Linked DNA regions of Homo sapiens: region 1 is linked to region 2. A link is an interaction called in ENCODE POLR2A ChIA-PET data of the cell type or tissue named here. Cell type or tissue: Panc1. All regions are shown on one strand. Each heading gives the region's core, and the rest is flanking DNA. Links, peaks and the distances in the headings are about the cores only.

Region 1 (2,900 bases), core at 248-2,747, 410 kb before region 2:
GCCAGTCGGCATCTTTGCAACTGGCTCCTGAGACCAGACGCCTCGGGTCACAAGGATGTCTGAGTGTGAGGTGAGGTGGCTTTCATTCCTGACTTCATAGCCAACAAAGTGGTGACTGTCTATCTTTGACCAAACAGGCTCGACTATCTTCCCTAAAGGAGCAGAGTTCTAAGCTCAACCCCATTTGCCTCCCCCATCAATCCAGCAATTATTTAATTAACACAGTTTCCTCTATAAATTTTATTTCAGATTTTTTTTTAAAATCCTGGCAGTGACATAATTTCAACCATCAAGGACCCCCGATAAAGTCTCAGGATGGGAGTTCAGTTTGTAAAGCATCTCTAGTTGCAGCTTCCTGGGGCCTGCTGCACACACTGGCCTTGGGCCCCTGGCCTCCATCCATGCAGGAGGGGTTTGTCACTACTCCCTGACGGTCCTCTTGGGCTCAGGCACCCAAACGCTAGGGCTCAGCACCCAGCCGGGGGCCGTGGCATAGCACATCTGCCCAGATGTTTTCAGGAGATCTGAGTGGGAGCCATGGGGCCAGCCAAGAGGGCAGGGAGCCCCGGATTTGCAGAAGCAGCTGAGGAAAGAGCTGGCATTGCTCAGACTCGCCAGTGTTAGCCAGCCGATATCGGTCAAGGCTGCCCCGCTCGAGGGTCCATTATCCCCTTTCCCCGGCCTCAGCTGTGCACTCCAGGCCATAACAGCACAAGACCTTTCCACAACCCCAGGGTAAGGGTCAGATGTGGGGTTTCCAAAAGCTTCAAAACTTACCCCTCTATCCAGCTCTATCCAGAAGGACACCAGGGGACAGAGAGATGGACACGGAGGCCTCAAAACAGGAAAATAAGGAGACCCCTCCCCATTGTTGATTACTTGGGGTTACCTACAGAAAGAGATGAACTGAAGGGGCTGAGCCTATCTGAGGATTAAAGCACAGCTTTTGTCAGGAGTCCGTGCCTCCGGTCTTTGTTCCAGCGACCTGAGGAATGGCATGCATCAGAAGCCGCTTCCGTGTCTCAGATGGGGCCTGGGTCAAGTCCTGGGAGTTGATGGAGCGTTTCCCAAATCGCAAAAGGAGAGGAGCTAGACTTACCTCCCCCTCCTGGGAAGTAATGCGCGACAAGAATTTAAACTCTTAAAACGATTAGCAGCAAAGGTCTCATGTGCTTTTTTTTAATTATCATTTTTTAATCGAGGTATAATTTATGCATTTAAAAAATCAGATCAATTGCCCCCCGGGCTCTGGGATGGAAGGCGGTGTGCGCCTGCGAAGGTCAGAGGCCCAGCGGCGCCAGGGCTCCTCGGCGGAGAGCCGCCCGGGTCCGGCGCTTTGCTTTCGCCTTCTGCCCCACCGCGGGCGAAGCCCCAGGGCCCCGGGGAGACTCCAGGCCGGCTGGGCCGGGGTGCGCCCGCCGGCTGTCCGCGCTCGGGCAGGGTGGGGCGCAGCGGGCGTCTGTCCTGCTAGCGGGGATCGGGCGGCTGGACCCAAGAGCAGGGCACGTGCGCAGCGACGCGGGGCGGCCCCGCCAGGAGCCCCGACCCGGGCGCGGCGCAGGGCCCGGCGGAGAGCGCGCATTCCCGAGCGCCGCGAGCCGGCCGAAGTCGGGCGAGCGCGCCGTGCGGCGGCTGGGAGTGGGCTGCATGTGCCGCGCGGGGAGCCCGCCCGACTTCGGGGAGGCAGCGGGGCGCCGTGGCCCCGCGGCTCAGCTCCCTGCCGGGTCGGGTGTCCCAGCCCTGCGACTTCCGGGGCCCGGCGGCTCCTCGGGGAGCTCGTCCACAGGCAGCCTCCGGGGCGAGAGAGCGCGCGGCGCGGGCGCCGGGACGGTCCGCGGCACGCGGGTGGAGCCGCCGGCGCTCGGGCTCCCGCAGGGGCGGCGGGCGGGGCGGGGTGAGGCGGGCCGGCCGCCCTCCCCTCTCCTCCCTCCCGCAGCCCGCCCTCCCTTCCTCCGGTCCCGCAGCCAATTAGGCGGCCCCCTCGGGCGGGAGGCGTGGGGCGCTGCATAAAGCGGCGGGGAGCTGCCACCCCGGGAGCGGGCTGCGCAGTGTCCGGGCCGAGCCGGTGCGCCGCAGACTAGGGCGCCTCGGGCCAGGGAGCGCGGAGGAGCCATGGCCACCGCTAACGGGGCCGTGGAAAACGGGCAGCCGGACAGGAAGCCGCCGGCCCTGCCGCGCCCCATCCGCAACCTGGAGGTCAAGTTCACCAAGGTGAGGCGGGCGCCCCTCCCACCCGACGGCCGCGGGCCCCTGCGCTGGGCAGCCAGACTCGGGGCGGCGGGGGCGAGGGAGCAGCGGGCCGGGGGTCCGCCGGGCGCCGCCGAGACCCGAGCCTCCCTGCCCGGGCGCGGCTCTCCAGAAACCGCACCTTTCGCGGGACGTCTCGGGCGGGATCGCAGGCGGCGGGGCTCGGCGCTGTGAGCCTCGAAGCCGGGAAACCGAGGCCGTCCAGCGCCCGCGCGGGGCCGGGCCGCCCGCATCCCTGCGAGGCCCCGACGTGTCCCTGCGCTGCCCGCTTTGATCGCGAGTGGAGGTGCGCGCCGCGTTGACTCGGAGCGCGCTGGTTTTGGGGAGCTCCCTCCCCAAAAACCCCTGCGATGATTTCCAGGGTGGACGAGTCTGGCTTTGAGAGGGTCGGAGGGTCCGAGAGCGCCAAGAGAGAGTCCGGGAGGCAGATGGCGGAGCTGCAGTTGGAAGACTGGGGAAGCGGGTCCTCCGAGCAAAGCGCAGCGGGCGCCTTCCGTGCTTAGTTTATACCCGGCTCAGCAGCAGAACGAGGAGGAGTAGGAAGGTGCTCGCTTACTGACGAAACCTCCCCGGAGCCCAGAGGTCCCGGTGTTTACACACAAGGCGCGCGCTCCGGAAGGTCGCAGACCTGGGCCTTTGGGAAGCGGTGGGTC
Region 2 (2,900 bases), core at 151-2,650:
TTCCCCACCCCACAACAGGCCCCGGTGTGTGATGTTCCCCTTCCTGTGTCCAAGTGTTCTCATTGTTCAATTCTCACCTACGAGTGAGAACATGGGGTGTTTGGTTTTTTGTCCTTGCGATAGTTTGCTGAGAATGATGGTTTCCAGCTTCATCCATGTCCCTACAGAGGACATGAACTCATCCTTTTTTATGGCTGCATAGTATTCCATGGTGCATATGTGCCACATTTTTTAATTATCTGATTACATTAAGGTCAAGGCTGGTAAAAGTAATGTTATTTTAAAGGGCTTCATTTTGTCACAATATGTAATTCCCATACCTTAGGTAAGTCAGCGATTTGAGAGATGCCAGAGGGTCCAGATCACCCTGTCAAGCAATAGCCACAGGTAAGAACGCGAATACCACACGCTATTTTGAGATTCTGAAATGGAGAGTGCTTTTGAAGCAAGTTGTCTTTTCATTATTTACTGAATTTTTACTCTCTAGCAACAAGCCCAATACTAGCACATCACAAATGTTTAAATAATTTCTACCGATGAATACATGGGAGCTTCTTAAAATCTTGGCATTAACAGCTTCTGTCTCAATAGCAGGAGATAAGAAATTGCTTTCCTACAGGAATCTCAAAGTGGCTGCTGAGCCATGATTTGGAAAAGAAAACAATGGCAAAGCTGATGGGACTCTGGAGCAACCTATTCACACTGGGAACTGCAAGCCAGAATCTTGGTGTAAGTGGGCTTTCCTGCTAGCGCCAGCTTCAGCGTCTAAGAACAACAAAGGTATACTGTCTTTTGAAAGAAGGTACATTTATCCTAGCTGCCCCTGAAAATCTCTTTAAATAAAATTTGCAGGGACAAGGAATAGTATAGCTTAAAAATGATCGAATTAATGGAAAGAAGGCAGGGTGATTTTTTTTTTTTTTTTTTTTGAGACGGAGTCTCGCTCTGTTGCCCAGGCTGGAGTACAGTGGCGTGATCTTGGCTCACTGCAAGCTCCGCCTCCCGAATTCATGCCATTCTCCTGCCTCAGCCTCCCAAGTAGCTGGGACTACAGGCGCCCACCACCATGCCCGGCTAATTTTTTTTGCATTTTTAGTAGAGACGGGGTTTCACTGTATTAGCCACGATGGTCTCGATCTCCTGACCTCGTGATCTGCCTGCCTCGGCCTCCCAAAGAGCTGGGATTACAGGCGTGAGCCACCACGCCCAGTGGGCAGGGTGAATTTTTAATCTTCTCCAATTGTTCCATAAAACATAGTGCAATAAGGATAGCAAAAAAACAAAAACCTATGGTTACCAGCTACAACCAAGCTAGATGGCAAGGCATTCTGCAGTAACTCTAAAATAGGAACAAGTAGAGACAACCCATGTTGAGAGCAACAAGGCTTGCAGGGTGACGGCCTTTGTACAGGAAGAAGCAGAGGGGAGGCGAGGAGCCGTCTTACAAACTGGAGAACTCCAGTGACTGAGAAAAGCAGGCCCAAGACCAGCATGTTCCAATAATGACTACAGGGGTCTGTGATAAGGGCTGCAGGGGCAAGAGCAATTTGGGCCCTCACTCTTAATAGAAATCATGTCCCAACACGGCCCTGCCCTGAAGAGAAACTGCTGGAACAGGCGCAAATTGGGTAGATGGTGGGGAAGGGGTGTGTGTGTGCAAGAGGCACAATGAGAAAAAAAAGTACAGATAAAAACAGGGAGAGCAGAGCCAGAAATTCTCAAAAAGCAAGCTGCCATCTTCAAATATGTCACAAAAACCACCAGAGGGAGCTCTAGAGCTTGATACTGTTTTACCCCCACTGAAGATGATCCAAAAAGGAATAAAGAACAAAGTGGTAACATTTGTTACATACACAGTGTAAAACGTAATGGCGATGTAGTGATGGGCTTCAAAAAAGAATAAATATGTAACAACCCGAAGGCTGCTGAAATGTTGAAGGTCACTGTACTGTATTGTTTAGCAGGGTAAAGGTGTCAAAGTTTAAAATTAAATGTTGAAGGTCATGGTACAGTGATCTTAACATTTAATTTTAAACTTTTATAAATATGTGTGTTTTAATTCCTACGATGCTAACTCAAGATTGAAAGAGAGTAATTTCTAAACCATCAGAAGAAAAAATGGAATGACAGAAGGAGAGCATCTACAATAAAGGAGAGAAAACGGATTGAAGAACGGGTGGGACAGACAGGAAGCCCCAGAACAGAGAGAAGACAAACTGGAACACACCAGTAATTACATTAAATGTAAACAGACTAAATATAAATAATTCACTTAAAAGAGCTTTCAGACTGGATTGTAAAAAATTCCAACCAGAGCTGGGCGCGGTGACTCACGCCTATAATCCCAGCACTTTGGGAGGCCAAGGCGGGTGGATCACAAGGTCAGGAGTTCGAGACCAGCCTGACCAACATGGTGAAACTTCGTCTCTACTAAAAAAAAAAAAAATACAAAAATTAGCCAGATGTGATGGCGCCCACCTGTAATCCCAGCTACTCGGGAGGCTGAGGCAGCAGGAGAATCACTTGAACCCAGGAGGCAGAGGTTGCAGTGAGCCGAGATCTCGCCACTGCACTCCAGCCACTCCATCTCAAAAAAAAAAAAAAAAAATTCAACCATACAGTTTTTAAGAGAGAAATCTAAACTACAAGAGGTACAGACAAGCTGAAAGTAAATTTTGGATGGAAAACGATTTATCATGCATATAACTAACCAAAACAAAGATTGTTTCGAGGTAAAAGAAACCTCAAGGTAAACAGCATTAATAGAGATCGAGGGTCACAACATAATAAAAAGTTTCCGTTCACCAGAAAGATATGAATAATTTAAAATTTGTATGTATCAAATAAGGCAACTTCAAAATATACAAAACTAAAATCGACAGAACTTCAGGGATAGTCAA

What was found. ChIA-PET counts read pairs that join two places held together with the same protein. Peaks named below come from ENCODE experiments on the same cell type or tissue, not always from the same donor. Only the 100,000 strongest peaks of a DNase experiment are listed, where the experiment ranks them.
Region 1: POLR2A ChIA-PET joins it to region 2 with 5 read pairs; 2 of 35 experiments call an interaction of 5 or more read pairs at or near these places.

What each region holds. Positions count from the first base shown.
Region 1 is chr15:100,877,796-100,880,695 of GRCh38, forward strand. It overlaps ALDH1A3 (aldehyde dehydrogenase 1 family member A3), which reads left to right and starts at 2,036. Exons shown (of 13, transcript NM_000693.4): 1 at 2,036-2,211. The coding sequence starts at 2,113. It overlaps LOC124903575 (collagen alpha-1(I) chain-like), which reads right to left and starts at 2,008. Exons shown (of 1, transcript XM_047433433.1): 1 at 1,151-2,008. The coding sequence starts at 2,008. The coding sequence ends at 1,226. RefSeq lists a silencer at 1,957-2,076 and an enhancer at 2,568-2,900. In Panc1, for the core only: no CTCF peak of the experiment used is centred there; no DNase peak of the experiment used is centred there; H3K4me3 peaks cover 1,994 bases; H3K27ac peaks cover 1,285 bases.
Region 2 is chr15:101,287,336-101,290,235 of GRCh38, forward strand. SNRPA1 (small nuclear ribonucleoprotein polypeptide A') reads right to left here. Exons shown (of 9, transcript NM_003090.4): 4 at 321-367. Among named protein-coding and RNA genes, the nearest start is that of SNRPA1, 6.5 kb to the right of the region's middle. In Panc1, for the core only: CTCF peaks have their summits at 1,747 (motif pointing right) and 1,963; no DNase peak of the experiment used is centred there.